2 separate regions of the Homo sapiens genome follow, and region 1 is linked to region 2. A link is a loop called in an ENCODE intact Hi-C map of the cell type or tissue named here. Cell type or tissue: tibial artery. All regions are shown on one strand.

Region 1 (8,000 bases), 560 kb after region 2:
TGATACTCTAAAAAATTCTTTATGGACCCATGGTATTCTATATATCAGGAAATAACTGGTCACCACCTCTCTACTTTTAAATATTTGTTTAATACCCCATTGGATCCTAGGGCTTTTACTTTTCATCTTATCTGAGAGTGGGCCTCATTTCCTCCAAATTTAGAACTGAATTTCTATTGTGTCCACTTTGGCAGATTCCCTCTCTTCTCTAGGTGATTCAAGACATGAGTGAATGCATGGGGTTTTTCCTTCTTCCATCATTACATAGTGATACCCTTGGTCTATCTATGCTTCTGCCATCAGTAGCAGACTTCGTTCTGGGGGGAGCTGCAGACCAGGTGATATTTCTTCAGTCTTTACTTGCCTTGACTTGGTATGCTGACCAGGATCCATGCTCGATGAGGTATGATTTAGGTTGTCTATCCAAGGGCATGATTCATGCAAACTTCCCATAGTGTCTGACTTGCTTTGGGGCCAGCAACTCCATAATCTTTGGGCCATCCTCATCCAACCTGTTCTGGTAGCTTCGACTTTGGGGGCTGCAGCTATAGCCGGCATCCAGGCAAGTCACCCACAGACAGTTCACTTCCGTACCTGCCCATATGAGTGACAAAGATAAACAGATTTAACAGATTGCAGAGGCACATAAAGTAAAGCATTTCTGGAAAAGCATGGTGTAAGCTGCTGATGTTTACCTGAGCTGAATTATTCACTTAGAAGATAAAACTGCTCAATTCTAGAAGGCTAAGCTGAAAGTGTTGATATCAGTTCACACCTCTGCCCTCAGAGCTCCAAGATCAAATTTAAATCAACCAGGTAATATCGAATGGATAGCATCATCTTCCATACAGACACTCAATAAAAGGAAATCAATTTGAAAAAATAAGGCTTCTTATGATTCTTACTATACATAAGTACTAATCATACTTTGGGACGAGTAAATAACAAGAGAAATTGCCCTCCTTACATATGGACTTTTCGTAGTGCATTGAATAGTAATCTCTGAGAAGAGGGATGTTTCCCAAATAAGTTTTGTCTGAAGATTTCTTTCTCTGATAGACTGATGGTCTCTTTATGTTGCCTTTGCTGGGGAACCCGGAATGAGGCTTTGTCCTTGGAACTGTTTTGTTAAAGATAAAGGCAGGACTTGAAAGAGGGCATACTTCTGGTCTGCCTGTCCAAAATTAAAAGATATTTCTGGGCACTAATGTCAGGAAATATGACCTAGAGATGGAGAGCAATCACAAATTTTTTTTTTGAATTCAAAAAACAGGAAAAATTCCTCTTATCCATTCCCATAACCATTTTTCAAACTAAAATGGAATATTTTTCATGGCGTCCAAAGCACCTTGGTTGGTAAAAGAGCTGAAATATTATTGCCGAAACAGCTCAACCTAGGCTCAAATCGAACATAAAAGAAACCTCCCATTATAGTATTATTAATGTTCATAATTAGTATATCTAAATGATTTTTAAAGGCTTTTTATGCAATTACAAAATGTTTGATTGTCGTAACATTGCTAATGCTTTGATGCCTTCCACGTGTTGTCCTTGGTCCCTGCAACCCTGGCACATAATTTATTTCTCTTTTGAGTGAACTCTAAGCATTAGTGTCCATTAAGAATTTTTGAAACAAAGTCCAAAGATTACTTGGAGCACTTTCAGTAATATGTACTGATTATCATTAATAGTTCTTTTGTCCTAGACAAGGACATTGTTTTGTAACATCATTTTGTTTGGCGAGGCCCTACTCGGGCTGTGTTCCGGATCCGCCTCGTGCATAGATTTTCTTTTTGACTATGTGTAGAATGGAGCAGTCTCCTGGGACAACTCAGGATTGAGGAGGAGGGGGACATAAGGCCAGCACAAAGTGATATTTTTTCTTTAGAAAACAATTATTAGCTATTCAAAAAAGAAGCCTAAATTCTAGGCCTCGTTTCTTAGCTAGTGTTCATGCACTGCGTGTAAATTTGCCGTTTTAACTGCTAGCGCCTCACAATGAGGAAGTCAAAAAGAAGTAAGGAGAGCACAGCGGATCCAGGAGACCACAGCCTTTGCAGCATGCTTGTTGAGAATGTGGCAGGGAGTGGGTTAAGTGTTTGGGTTTTATTTGGAAAATTCTTTCCTTAGCTCTCCAATGCTGCCTTCCCGGATTATCCCGTTTAATAACAGGATTAATGGGTTTTGCCTATGTCCAGTCAAGGGTTGTCTCTCTGTTTGTCTAATATAAAGTGGATTCACAAGGTGTATGCAATAAGAAACATACTTTAGTAGGAAAGAGGTACTATATCCTGTGCCCCACGTGAATTATCTTACATTTTACTATAAACCTAGTCCTAAGAATTTTATTCCCATTTTATGGAATAAGAAAAGAAAGGCTCAGAGAAGTTAAGCTATATTTGCCCAAGCGCTCATAGCTTAAATAATAGGTGTCTTCTTTAACTCAGACATCTTGCAGGGAGGGAGAATAAATCTTGTGAAAGCCTTCAGATTTGGAGCCCTGCTTTTCTAGGAATTAAAGGAGGAGTCAATGTGCAAGCCTGGTGTAGAGACATGAGTTGGGCCAATTCAAGACTTTGTTCATTATCACTCAACACATCTCTTCCTCCCTGCCACATTCACTTGCAAAGTAAAAATATTGACATATTTTTAAAATAAAAGGAAATCTACATGGCATGGTTTTGAGTGGTTTGTTTGTTTGTTTGAGATGGAGTCTCGCACTGTCGCCCAGGCTGGAGTGCAGTGGCGTGATCTCAACTCACTGCAACCTCCACCTCCCAGGTTCAAGTGATTCTCCTGCCTCAGTCTCCCGAGTAGCTGGGATTACAGGCACCCACCACCACACTTGGCTAATTTTTTGTATTTTTAGTAGAGACTGTGGGTTTCACTATGTTGGCCAGGCTGGTCTCAAATGCCTGACGTCATGATCCACCCATCTCGGCCTCCCAAAGTTCTGGGATTACAGGCGTGAGCCACCATGACCAGCCTGTTCGTTTTTTAATGCTAACACAGAATTTTTTCATGTTTATAATATCTCTATCTCAAAAGTTGTTTTCTCGTTGCAAAAGAGGACAAAAGAAGACACACAGGCTGAATACTGGCAAAGTGGCAGAGTGGCATCAAGTCTAGGGCCTTGTCCAGGATACAAGGCCTCTGGAAATGCTGGTTTGGTAATTGCAAAATTTGGGAAGAGGAAAAATGCCACCTCTTACTAAAAAAAAAAGAAAAAAAAGTAAAATTAACTGGATACCCAGACAATTTCCTAAAAACCAAGAGACAATTAGAAGTCAGTCAAGAAAGTTAACTGGTCCAAGATTTGGCACTGACGGGAAATACCAGCTTACATTCCTGAAGTGCTCTGTTCTGGGATGACTATAATGAAACTTCCCTACTGATAACCATGGCAGGGCTAAATCTGTGATATTTTCATGACATTTCCTTTGCTTTACTTTGAAGCATGGCCAGTTAAAGAGAGTCAAGCATTTTTGCTGTATTAGAAGCTCAACTTTGCTTTGGACCGAATATTTTGGGGCCTTTTAGCCCTCTTAGTTTTAGGGGTTTAATTGGCAATTTAAAACTTCTGTCATATTGTTAAGTTAGAAATTGTGCTCAAGCATTACCTGGAAATCTGGAAATACACCTGCCGTGTGTGTGTGTGTGTGTGTGTGTGTGTATGTGTATCTGGGTAAAATAGAAGGAGTCTTACAGCTTTATCAAAAGGTGCCATTTTTCTCTAGCCCAGATAATTTTTAAAGATCTCCCAAGAAAAGTGCATCTTTTACTTATATAACCTTTTGTGGGCACTGTCTTTTTTCTTCTTTGGTTGTTAAAGGCAAGAAGAAAAAAGTTTCAGGGGGTTACCTTTGATTATGAGCCACATTGGATTTCTTACAGTGAGAAATAGATCTGACAGCCTGTTGCTTGGAAAGATGTGGTTTGGCTTGATAGCTTAGAAGCAGGGCAAGGAGCCATTGGTTGATGAACTGGAAGGGAAATTAAGAAATCATGTTGGCTGGGCAAGGTGGCTTACGCCTTTAATCCAGCACTTTGAGAGGCTGATGCAGGAGGATTGCTTGAGGCCAGGCATTCAAGATCAGCCTGAACAACATGGCAAGACCCCCATCTCTACAAAAAAAGTAAAAATTCTCTGGGCATGGTGCCACATGCCTGTAGTTCCAGCTACTAGGGAGGCTGAGGTGAGAGGATGGCTTGAGCCTGGGAGGTCAAGGCTGCAGCGAGCTATGATGGTGCCGCTGCACTCCAGTTCAGGCAACACACTGAGAACCTGTCTGGAAGAAAAAAAATGTCACTGACTACCTCATTCTGCATATAAGAAAACTAAGACCCAGAGAAGCTAAATTATTTGCCCAAGTCATCCACCGTGTTCACTTTGGGCGCAGGGTGTATGTGTATTTTAGGTTTAGAAACTTGGTTCCACCCCGTCATTCACCACAATTCTATCAAGTCCCTATCTCTGTAGAGAGCATTACCCTGCTCGTGGTCTGTTTGTGAATCTCTGGGGAAGGATCTTGGTGTTCTTCCCAGTCATTTGGAAGTGAATCAAAACCTGCACAACAGCTGGACTTGGTTCGATGCCCTTCGGTAGTGGGGACCAAAGTCCTTGCCTGTGCTGATCAGCAGCCCACTTGGATAATGCAGCCACTTGCTAGTGAGTAGGCAGCTTCCTTTTGTTTATTTTTTTAAATTTAAGACTGGGTGTCACTGTGTTGCCCAGGCTGGACTTGAACTCTTGGGCTCAAGCTATCCTCCTGCCTCAGTCACCCGAGTAGCTGGGATTACGGGTACCCACCACCATACCAGGCTCTTTCTCTAGACTTTAGAGAGTAAAGCGAATGGAGCTTGGGATCTAGAATAGAGTACACTTACTTTAAGGAACTTGGTTCTCCGTCTCATGCTGTCTTCCATCAAATATGAGGATATTTTCTAGTCAGAGTACTTGGTCTGAAAACCAGAGTCCTAGGCCATGAGTCAGTATGAAACTGAGGGACATCATGAGTAGCAATGGCATAGCTTTCACTATCACATGGTAATTCAGTTTGGTTAAACTAATACTATGTGAGTTGCTCACCCCTTACCAAAGTCATTTGTGTCACACTTCCCAATTTGTAAAGCTCTTCATACATCCTTATTTCCTTTAATTTTCACAACAGTCTTTTAAGTGTCATCATGATTGTATACAATTTTAAAAACCAAGAAATTCAGGACTAGAAAAGTTAAGTAACTTGTTCAAGGTCTCTCAACCTAGAAGCAGGAAAATGGGCTATACACGCAAGCTCAGGTCAGCTTGACTCCAGATCTAGTTACCTTAAGAGCTGCCTTTATTCTTGGATTCCTCATTAGAATCAGAATTATTTGCTTCCTTGAGACTTATTGTAGTTTATCTTTAGTAAGCCTAATTCTCCCAAAAATCTCGATTCAGAGCTACTGCTGGTGGTAGCACTAGGTTTGCATACGATTTTTTTTCTGAAGGCCTTTCTCCTTCCACTTGAGGAAAAACACTGGCAATGTATGACTGCTATGAGCTCACTGAGGCTGACCTCTCCTCCTGGTGAGAAAAACAGGAATCTTGTAACCTCTAGGAAAATGAGAAAAAGAAAAGGGGAGACCCATCCCTCATTTAAGGGTGAGAAAATGGCTGCTGGTAACAAACCCAGGCACACATGCCTGCTGCGAATGAAGGCCTAAGGTGGGCAAGTGTGGGTAATTCGGTCAGCTGGATTCCTGGCAGAATACTATGTTCTAGAATATTCCGGAACATTCTAGATTCAATTCAATATGCTCTTCTAGTAGTAGGGACTGTGGTTTCTGTGTGTTTGCATCAGCATCTGAGTACATCTTTCACCCAAACTCAGGATGAGTCTTCCTGGTTTAAATATGGCTGAGGGCACTCCCATAGGTTTAAATTATTTACAGAGCTGACTGCTGAGTGGTATGCTCCAAGGAGTAAAACTTTTTTGAGTATTTACTCTTTTGAGGGTACATCTACACTAGTGTTTTTAAAGATTTGCCATGAGTGTACTTCCAGTTTAATATAACTTTCCACAGAGAAATGTCTTATTATGCCAATTAAACTTTCCTGAGCCTCAGTTTCCCCATCTGTGAAATGAAAAGGATGTTTTCTGCTTTTTTTGGTACTTCTATGGAATCATTTACTATGAAGTACTAGAGCTTCTATGGAGAAATTAGGTTTCAGAGGATCAAAGAGAATTCCAATACATTTTCTGATTTTTTTCATTAAATTTGCCTTTTGTGTGTTTGTATTGTTTTTGTTTGTTCACTTTCTCTAGGGAAATAGACTTCTGTCTTCAGAATGGCTAGGTTAAAAAAAATTAAATATCATGCACAGTCGTATCTCCATAATTAAGCAGTTGTAATGCAATTTTAACAAATATTGCTCTTGTGTCAGGAGTGTGTCTTCTAAGCTTTTCTCCATAAAAATGTGTTTATTAATTGATTGGTATATCTTCATTGGCTATAATAAATATAATTTACATTCTTCTTGTATAGGTTAAGGCTGCCATATAAAATACAGAATGCACAGTTAAATTTGAATGTAAGATAAACTACAAATTAGTATCAGAAATTCAAATTTCACTGGGTAGCCTGTATTTTATCTACTAAATCTGGCAACTCCAATATAAGTGTAGCTCCCAGTTATTTATATTGATTATTAATTGACAGTTAAACAAAACTGAGGGACCGAGAGATTGTGTTGTTGCCAAAGTCATGCTTCCTCCTGGAGACAGATAATGAAAAGTTTTAGCTCCATGCCAGCTACTGCGACCTCCGAGATCAAGCAGCTTTCTTGGGAAGATTTTCAAAATCTATTATCAATGTAATCGTCATGAAAATATTTGATGAGAACACTGCATCACGCTGTATAATAAATTTAAGTAGAAAAGTCAAAGCAGTGGTATTTTCATCAGGCCTTTGGATGTCAAGAGAAAATAGTTCCACACTCAGCGAATATAGATAGGTCGTTTTGGGCTGTATTAAATCCAATTGTGTGGAGGTTTTGAATAATCAGGAGAGACAGCCTAAGCACTTTCTCTTCAAAGTGATTTTACAGAAAGCACTATTTCCTAAGGAAAATACACATATATCTCTCATAATGCTGAAAGTGCACTAATGTATCAATTTATTGGTGCTGGTGTCATGAGCTGGAGTTGCAAATTGTATTCAGATTTTAAACTTTACTCCCTGCTGCTGCTGGGGGAAGTTCCCTTCCCACGATAAAGGTTATTTCAAAAAATTCTAGAACACTTTTGTAGTTTTCATGTGAGACAGTCTTCAAGGATTTTTTTAGAAGGTTCTAACTTCACTTTGTGAAGCCAACTCAAACATGATTTAAAACAAACAAACAAACAAACAAACAAACAAAACAATAGTTTTCCTCAATAAAAGTTGCGGGGTCGGGGAGAAGAATTTGAGTTGGGCTATGTAATTTCAACTTCCCTAAATAAGTCCTTTGGAAAGTGTTGGGGGGAGCAAGTGTGTGATTTTGGTCTTGGCTCACAACTTCGGAACCAACTTTTTAAAAAATGTCTGCCGTGGATTTTCACAACAGATTTCTTCCCCGTACGACATGTTCCCTAGCTAAGTAATAGGTCTGATGTGGCTGCCAAATTTTTCAACAACTTTTACTTTCCAAAGGAGGGTTAAATAGTTCCCTTAATAACTTGAAAGAAAAAAAAATTTCAAGGTTTACCACAGTTCTTAGTCACAGGCTAAATGTTTTCAACAGTTTTATGACTTTGAGCCTACTTAGTCTCAAGAACGTCTCCCAAGAAGAATGCAGCATAAAGGATTCAAAATGTAGTAATTCTGAAATGGAGATAGTGTTGTTTGCATCAAAGCATACATTTATGCTATCTTTATCAGGACTTCTGTGCCAAATGTTGCTTAGTTCTATTTGTCACCTGCTACCTATAAATCATCCTGAAATATCAAGGGTGCTGACTCATGAATCGCTCGTGTTT
Region 2 (8,000 bases):
CTGTTGTTATGCTATGTCCATCTGTCTCATTTGATAACGGAATTTCACCAATAGCTTGTCTTCTTTCTCTAAGTGTAATATATGTTATATTGGGTGTCATTTCCTAAGCTTCTCAGGAGTAACACTCTTTCCTTTTTATGCTATAAGGAGTGTGACTTTGAAGGATGCTTCTGTAGTTTTGGTCTCTTGTTTGCCTTTAGCAACAATGTTCATCAATTTCATGCTAGAAAACATTATTTTGTGCTTATTATGGAAAATATAAATTTATTTACTAGAGAAGTGGCTGTATTTAGAGAGAATTTTTTTTTTAATGTGGTGGTTTCATGCCACGATTTGGCAGTTCCATATCAGAAAAAAACACTTAGAATTGAGAATGAATAGCTGGCTGGCTCAATAAAATCTAATTTTCAGATTCATCGTAGTTCTTCCTACTCCCTTTTTTCTTTCTTGACTGTGTATGAAAAGCCATCGCACTTGCAAATACAGGTGTCTCAGCACACAGAGATTCACATCTTTTTGAATGTGAATTCACAGAGCAGCCCACAATTTGCACTGGAGCAGTCCCCTGGAGCAGCCCACAATTCATGTTTTACACATTATTTTGAATTGTGTTATCACTACTCACATACTTCAGTCAGTGACTTCTGAATTATTGATCCTTTCAGTTCATTGAGAATATGATACAACAATATAGTAACAACAATAAATTCAAATTTAACAAATAAAATTATAACCCAAAGGAGACAGAAAAAGGTTTTAACCAATGTTAAGTACACTGATTATCTGAAATTAGTCAAGACAGAGTAACAAATGCAATTTTACTAGTGCATAACCAACATTTAAGAATGTAATGGTTATTAGCACTATAGATTTCTAGAAGATCATAATGAAGTTCACATTTCAAACATATATAAACAGAATTTCTTTAAGCCTTTTTCCCTCTGAAACCATGAAAAGACCTGGAGAACCCTTTAAAGACTATCAAAGACCACCCAGATTCTCAGGACTCCCTGAAGAAACGCTGGTTTATAGACCTATATCTCTATTGAGATGCATAATAAGAAAATGGTTAAATGTGGCCAACTAGCAAGCCTAATTTCTTGAAATGCTTCACTAAGTTGTTATTCAGCTCTGCCAACAGTCTGTCCCCATGCCTGTTGAACAAGCTACAGTTCTCAAACACCTCCCAGGCTGTTGAACTTCACGCATTGCATTGCCAAATTATCATCAAGAAAGCTTCTATCAGCTTCTATTTCCCACCAGCTGTGAGTGAGAAAGTCCATCTCCCCCATTCCTCACCAGTTCTGGGTAAAGAGATGTTACATTCCACATGACGTTTAGATTTTAAAGACAGCCCTTAAAGCAAAAGATCAGATACAGTTCAAATGACTCTCAAAGATCCCTTACGTTGTCCATGAAGTACAGAGACAAGAGATAGGTCCTCATCTCTTATTACAAGTGCAATCTAGAGTTTAGGCTTATTGAGTGGAATAGTGGGTAGAATAACTCCAATTATTTTCCTTGGGATTTTTATCTCCTTTTTATTTGTTTTTGGCAAAATTATGTTTAAACTCATGTAAATTAAATGTAATTATTTGGTAAATTGCCTTTGTCGTTTTTACACTTGGAGTTTTCATCATTTTCTTACATTAGGCTATTATTATATTACCATTTCAAATACGTTACCTAGTACGTCATCTCTGTGCATGGTGTTGCATGTATATATTTGTGTGTATGTGTGTGTGTGTGTGATATATGTGTGTGTGATCTGTTTATGACCCTATTCACCACAAGATTAAATATATAACACCCTAAATTTACTTGTGGAATACTTCATGTTTTTCGTATTTGAATTTTTTATCTTCAGGGATTTTGTTTTTATTTACAGCATGAAGTAAACATCTACACTTATTTTTCCCCAAGAGGTTAAACAATGATCTCCTGGAGGGACATCCTTAAAATATCTCTGATATTTTTATATTTTCCCATTGTGGTTTTCATACAAAACTTTCAGCTGTTATTAATCTGAAAGATAGTAAAAATCAAGACAATTTTCTTCCTGTAATACACTTGTGCCTAGGGCTTTTTCTTCTTCTTGGAGGAGAATGGTGCTACTTCAGTGGTTTGGTTATAAATAAGACAATGCAGAAAAGAAAAAAAGCAAGATTTTTAATCCTGTGGCAAAGCTGTTAATTGTCCTTCAATATCAGTTTTTGCCTTCTTCCTTAGTAACAGAACTCCCAATTATTAGCTGAGTACGTGACAACCCAGAATAAAAACTATATAATTACTAGCTTTCCTTGAAACTCGGAAGTATCTGGGTTTTGTGAAATGTCTTTAAAGGAAAGAAGCATTAATATTCTTGCCTTTACTTCTTTTTTGATTACTGAGATGTGAATGTGATGGCTGGAGCTAAAGCAGCCATATTGTACTGTATGGTATCATGTAAAAGAGGCCAGAGCAACAAGACAGGAGTAGTCAGGGCTCCTGACTTCATGGAGCTGGGATGTCAGTCCTCAACTTCATGCTCCTCTTCTTTTATCCAAGAAACAGAATTAACTTCTAGGTAGTTTAAAACATTGTTTTGAATAGATTTCTTTTATGTAGAGCTGAACCTAGTCTTGAATTATGTAAAGCCACAGGGAGGGCTTATATTTTACTCAGTATTACATGCACGGAACTTGACACTGGGTATAGAACACAGTAAATACTCAATAAGTGTGCATAGGAGGCCTACATTTCTATTTACAGGCAAGATAGTAGTGACTGTGAGAATTTCAGGTAAGGTGATAAAATATATATCTTTTCACATCTTTGGTTGGGGCCTATGACTTTGAAACCTTAAAAGAAACATCAGACCCTCTCTACTATATTTTCTGAAACAATCATCTTTCATGGACAACATTTTAGAATGACATTTTTATTGGACTTTTATTTTTTTAAGAATGGGCAGATCTGGGAATGCTCACCACCATTTTGATGCACTTTCCCTTGGAGCAAACCATGAATGGGGGTGATGAATGCTCTAGAATAGATCCCAGCCAAGCTCTGGCACTGCGGTGACAGCTCTCTGCAAGGTTTATGCACCTATTTAATTGCAGTTACATCCATCTCCATTCCCTGGGGGCCCATCTTTATAGAGAAACAGGCTGTTGGCTGAGGATGTTGGAGTTGAGCATTCCTTGCTAGTTATTTAATTTTCATCTGGCACAAACTGAAGCAGCTTAAGTTTGGTGGAAACTATAAGTCAATTATCTTCCTTTGCTAACAGGAACCCTACCACTTGTAACAAAAAACAAACACAAAGCTCTATTCCTCGCTCTTGCCCTCAACCCTGGCCAATGAAACTGCCTTTCTCTTACATTTTCTGTGCATGGAATAATGGCAGTGAGCTCATGCTCTTTGTTATAAATCCAAGGCACTGGTAAAAATGTAGTGTAGGCAAAAGCACTGGCATCTCATGTTTCCATTCTTGCACAAGTTCAAGCCTTTATTTATTGCATATACAGTTAATCAAATGCTAGCTGGAACTGTAATACTCATAACAACCCCATGAGGAATATATCAGAAAACGGAGCCTTGGAGGGTTGACATTACTTACCCATGGTCACATAGCTAAAAAATAGCAAAACAGGGGTTTGAACCCAGCTATGTCTTGGTTCTGATTTAGGTCCCGGACCATGGCTGCATTATCTTTACTGCTATGAAGGCCTCTAACTTCCTTTTTTCCTTAACTAAACCCTATTCACCTTTCGAAACACAATGCAGGAGCCACTTTTCTTCAGGAAACCATCCCTAGTGCCCTAGCCTAAGGCCCCTTTGTGCTCCTGTAATGGACTGAAACTTCATTCCAATAAAATGTTCTTTTGAGCATTTCTCTAATATGTGCTATAAATGTTTTACATAGATTGCCTACTTTAATTCTCAGAAGCCCTCTGAAGAAGGCCACTCTGATTATGGACAATCTGTGAGGAAGACACTTGAGTAGATAGAAACTGGGATGCCTATTCAGGTCTTTTTGATCCCAAAACTTGTATATTTACCCATTATGGTATAATGCATTATAGTGAATTTAAGTATTAATTTGACTATCTCCTTGATGGACTCTATGTTCTTTAAGACTAGGGACAGTTTCTTAATTCATTTTTTACTCTCAATGTGTAGTATAGAATCAGACACTAGCTCATTTGAATTTACATCTCTCTCCTCCTCTACTGCCCCTTGAATGTGTTCCTATTACATGAGATGGAAATATTAATTTTTTGTAATAGACATAGCTCCCCCCAAAAGTGCATGTGCTAGTAAAAATACAGAACTGGAGATTCATCTTCCTGTTGCATATACATGCTCACAACTTCATTGAACTTTTTTTCCAGGTATTTCCAGGTATGTGATGTAAAATACCTTTTCAAAGAAGTTCCCACACAGGAATGTTCCTTGTGGTTGTCATTAGTGCTGATTTACCAAGTATTTCCCATGCTCCCTTCTGGGAACATGTTAGGATTTCCCTTACCTGCTTTCTTGAGTTAGGTGAGCCCATGTGACTTGCTTTGGCTAATGCAATGTGAATAGAAGTGACAACTCTCACCTCCAGGTGAAAGCTGCAAGAGTCCATGCATGATTTCCCACTGGTCCAGTGACCAATAATGTTTGAAATATGACTGTGAAGAGCAGAGCCCACACTGCTGACCTGCAGCGAACACTGGTGTGAGTAAGACCCAAACCTCGGTTGCTATAAGCTATTAAGAGTTGGTGGTTGGTGACTACAACCTTGTGACGTAGTCTATCCTGATTGAGATGCTATTGAAATTGTCCAATGAGAGAGTGATTCTTGGCATTTTAATTTTACATCAAGGAATGGAAAGAAAAGTCATTAAACTCGGGCTTAACCCTAAAAGGTTTAGACCTACTAGAAGTTTACTGGCTGTCATCATGCTTAAGAACATTCTTACTCAGAGGGTGCTGCTGATCATCTGTCCTCCATCTTCACTGGGGGCTGAGAAGACTGAAATGAGCCGAAGCTACTGCTGAAGGGATTTAAGTGAGGTGAGCAAAAATATTCTGAGGATCAGAGAGGTGGAATGACATCCTGGAACCTCCTTCCTCTGCTCTTCTGAAATCACCAGGGACATCCACCCGCCTGAGACTGTGTAGTGAGTGTGTGCCAGGAGAGGGATGAACCTGTTGCTTTCAGGGAGTGCCTTCTGGCTTTATTATTTTATGATATCTTCAATCTTGGCTGGTTAGAAGATTCATTTGTACATTTAAGCAGATTTTCCCAGGGTGTAAATTCCCCCCAGAGATAAATTAAACACTTTTAGGGATACAGTCAGTCTGTGAGGCCACCAGGGTACTATTCACTGCTTTGCAGCAGCAATTTACCAAATGGTACCCTGGTGACTTAGAGAGTGAATGCACATCTGTAAAGAGGCTTCCTTCACATCAAGGGATGCATGCTCAGAATTCTCCCTGCAATGCATGGACAGCCGAGGGTGGAAAATGGGGAGAATGAGGCCCCTTGGTGCTCTTATGTTTTCATCACATCTCATGCAGGGCTGCTGTGTCAGTGAAAGATAAGCCAAGGCCAATGAGTAAGGGAGGTGAACTGGAGCTCCTGAGTGTAAGCTGTTTCCCCTTGGTTAGAGTTACCTCCCTGAGGATCTTCCCTCCCTAGGGGGCCTGCTGTGCTGCCTGCTACTTTTCTGCCCAGGATCCCCAGTGTCAAGGGCTTTTCCTGGACTACATTCCCAAGGAGTTGGCCCATGCTTTAGCTCTGCCTTGTCTTTTTTAACTCATTGGCATACAACTGTGTTATTTGTCCTTCCTTTAGAATCTTATATGCATTCATTCAACAAACAATCAGCAACCACTTACATTCAGAATAAAGTTTTAGTTAATTGCACAGGTTCTTGAATGACATAAATCTGAGTTCGAATCTTGGCTTCACATTTACTAGTCTTCTGCATCTATGCCTCACTTTATCCATCTGTAAAATAGGGGTAATAATGGTACCTCCTTCATGATGTTACAGTAAGGATTAAAGGTCCTTACTTTGTTAAATTCGTGTAGGACAAAAAGACAAGGAAAGATACATGATTAGGAAGAAACTAGAGTAAGAAGAGAAGGAGGAGGAAGAAAAGGAAAAGCAGTGGACCAGGGCAGTGGGGGTGTGCCTCTTTCCCCACATTAAATCCATGTAAAAGAATTAATAATGTGCTCAGTATAGAATAAAGATTAGCTGTTATTATTCACTATCTACTGTGCACACCAGGCACTGAAGTGCTAGAGATGTAAACAGAAATAAGACATGGTCCTTACGCACAAGAAACTCATAGTCTGGAACACGGATTCTCAAAGCATGATCCTGAGCCACCATCAGCAGCAGCACCTGGGACCTTTTTGGACAAAGGAATTCTCTGACTTCACCCAGACATACTGAATGAGAAACTCTGGGGCCCAGAAATCTGTTTTAACAAGCCATCTAAGGGACTCTGATCCTCACTCAATTTGAGAATCTCTGCTTTATAGTAGAGGGATAATAGTGCCTTATATCTGTGAGTGCTTTAAAATGTTCGAAATGTTGCTACATGATTTTAATACTCACAACGGTCTTGCAAAAGTAGAATAGTTATTTCCCTTTCAACTGAGGAGCTGAAGGTCCTGGCTTACTAATAGGACTGCACTTGTGTTCAGGCACCCACTCCTCCAGCAAAGGTGACCTTCCAACTATTCAGGAATAAATCTCAATTAGCCTAAGCCAATTCTGGTACTCCCAGTTCCTTTTTAAGTGGCTGGTTTACAAGTAGGCTTGTGAATAAGTTCTTGCCAACAGACAAGACTGAAAGTCTGTTGAGGGGCTACTTGGAATTGTCTTCTCTCTTAAAGAAAAATGAGGTTGGAAGTTCAAGACCAGGCTGACCAACATGGAGAAGAAACCCTGTTTCTACTAAAAATACAAAATTAGTTCAGTGTGGTGGCACAGGCCTATAATCCCAGCTACTCGGGAGGCTGAGGCAGAAGAATCAGTTGAACCCGGGAGGCAGAGGTTGTGGTGATCTGAGATCATGCCATTGCACTCCAGCCTGGGCAACAAGAGGGAAGAGCAAAACTCTGTCTCAAAAAAAAAAAAAAAAGGCACAAGGACAAGATAGCCCTCTTCTGCTGGACGTTAATACCTAGAGCAGTGGCAGCTATTTTGTCAGCATGAGGGATTCAGGTGACATTCAGAGGATGCAGAGAACAGAGATGGAAAAACCCTTGTTGATATCACTGAGCTACAAAATTAGCCCAGCCCAGGTCCATCTTAACAGAGTAACTCTTACATTATGACATATTTTCCTTTTGCTTATGACATTTTGAGTTGAGTTTTTTGTTCCTTGAAATGGAACATAATTTGATACAGTCTAGCATGGAGAAAGACTTATCAGGGTAAAAGAGCTTGCCATCTCAACACATGTCCTGAGATTCTAAACCCCTGCTCTTTGCATAGCAAAACTTGCTAATGGATGATGATGACTCTGATCTCTGATGAATGGGGTCAAACAAATACACGAATTCTCATGCATACCTCTTATCACATTCCCACATCATGCCCACCTCTGCCCCCTCAACTAGCATCTTGAGCTGAGACTCTAGGCTGTCATAGCTTCATCGTCATTACCTGGTAAAATGCCTCACACTTATGTGCCCCACAGTAAATGGTAACTAATTTGTCAGTGGAGGAAATGATGATATAATCATATGAATAAGCAAAACAAATGACTAGTGAGGGGTTAATGGTACATATAGATTTAATGTACTTCCTTTTGCATAAAAGTCACAGTCTAGTGATAGTCTTCGGTGCCTTAACCCAGAGAAGCCCATACTGTAAACACTTCAGAGTTCTGTGGGGGAAGTACTCATACTTTCCACAGAATCACTATCTATAAAAACAGAAAAGGACTTTGTGGTTACTGAGGCCATCATCTTAGTAATGAGGGTTCTAAGGCCCAGGAGAAGCA

What was found. Peaks named below come from ENCODE experiments on the same cell type or tissue, not always from the same donor. Only the 100,000 strongest peaks of a DNase experiment are listed, where the experiment ranks them.
Region 1: a loop joins it to region 2, with 9 times the contacts of the local background. A loop is called at or near these places in 1 of 110 quality-filtered maps.

What each region holds. Positions count from the first base shown.
Region 1 is chr15:60,679,321-60,687,320 of GRCh38, reverse strand. The region is part of intron 1 of RORA (RAR related orphan receptor A); the gene reads left to right. RORA-AS2 (RORA antisense RNA 2) reads right to left here and starts at 5,752. Exons shown (of 2, transcript NR_120319.1): 1 at 5,326-5,752; 2 at 72-594. In tibial artery, no CTCF peak of the experiment used is centred here; no DNase peak of the experiment used is centred here; H3K27ac peaks cover 1,060 bases.
Region 2 is chr15:61,244,062-61,252,061 of GRCh38, reverse strand. No RefSeq gene overlaps it. Among named protein-coding and RNA genes, the nearest start is that of RORA, 19 kb to the right of the region's middle. In tibial artery, no CTCF peak of the experiment used is centred here; no DNase peak of the experiment used is centred here; H3K27me3 peaks cover 448 bases.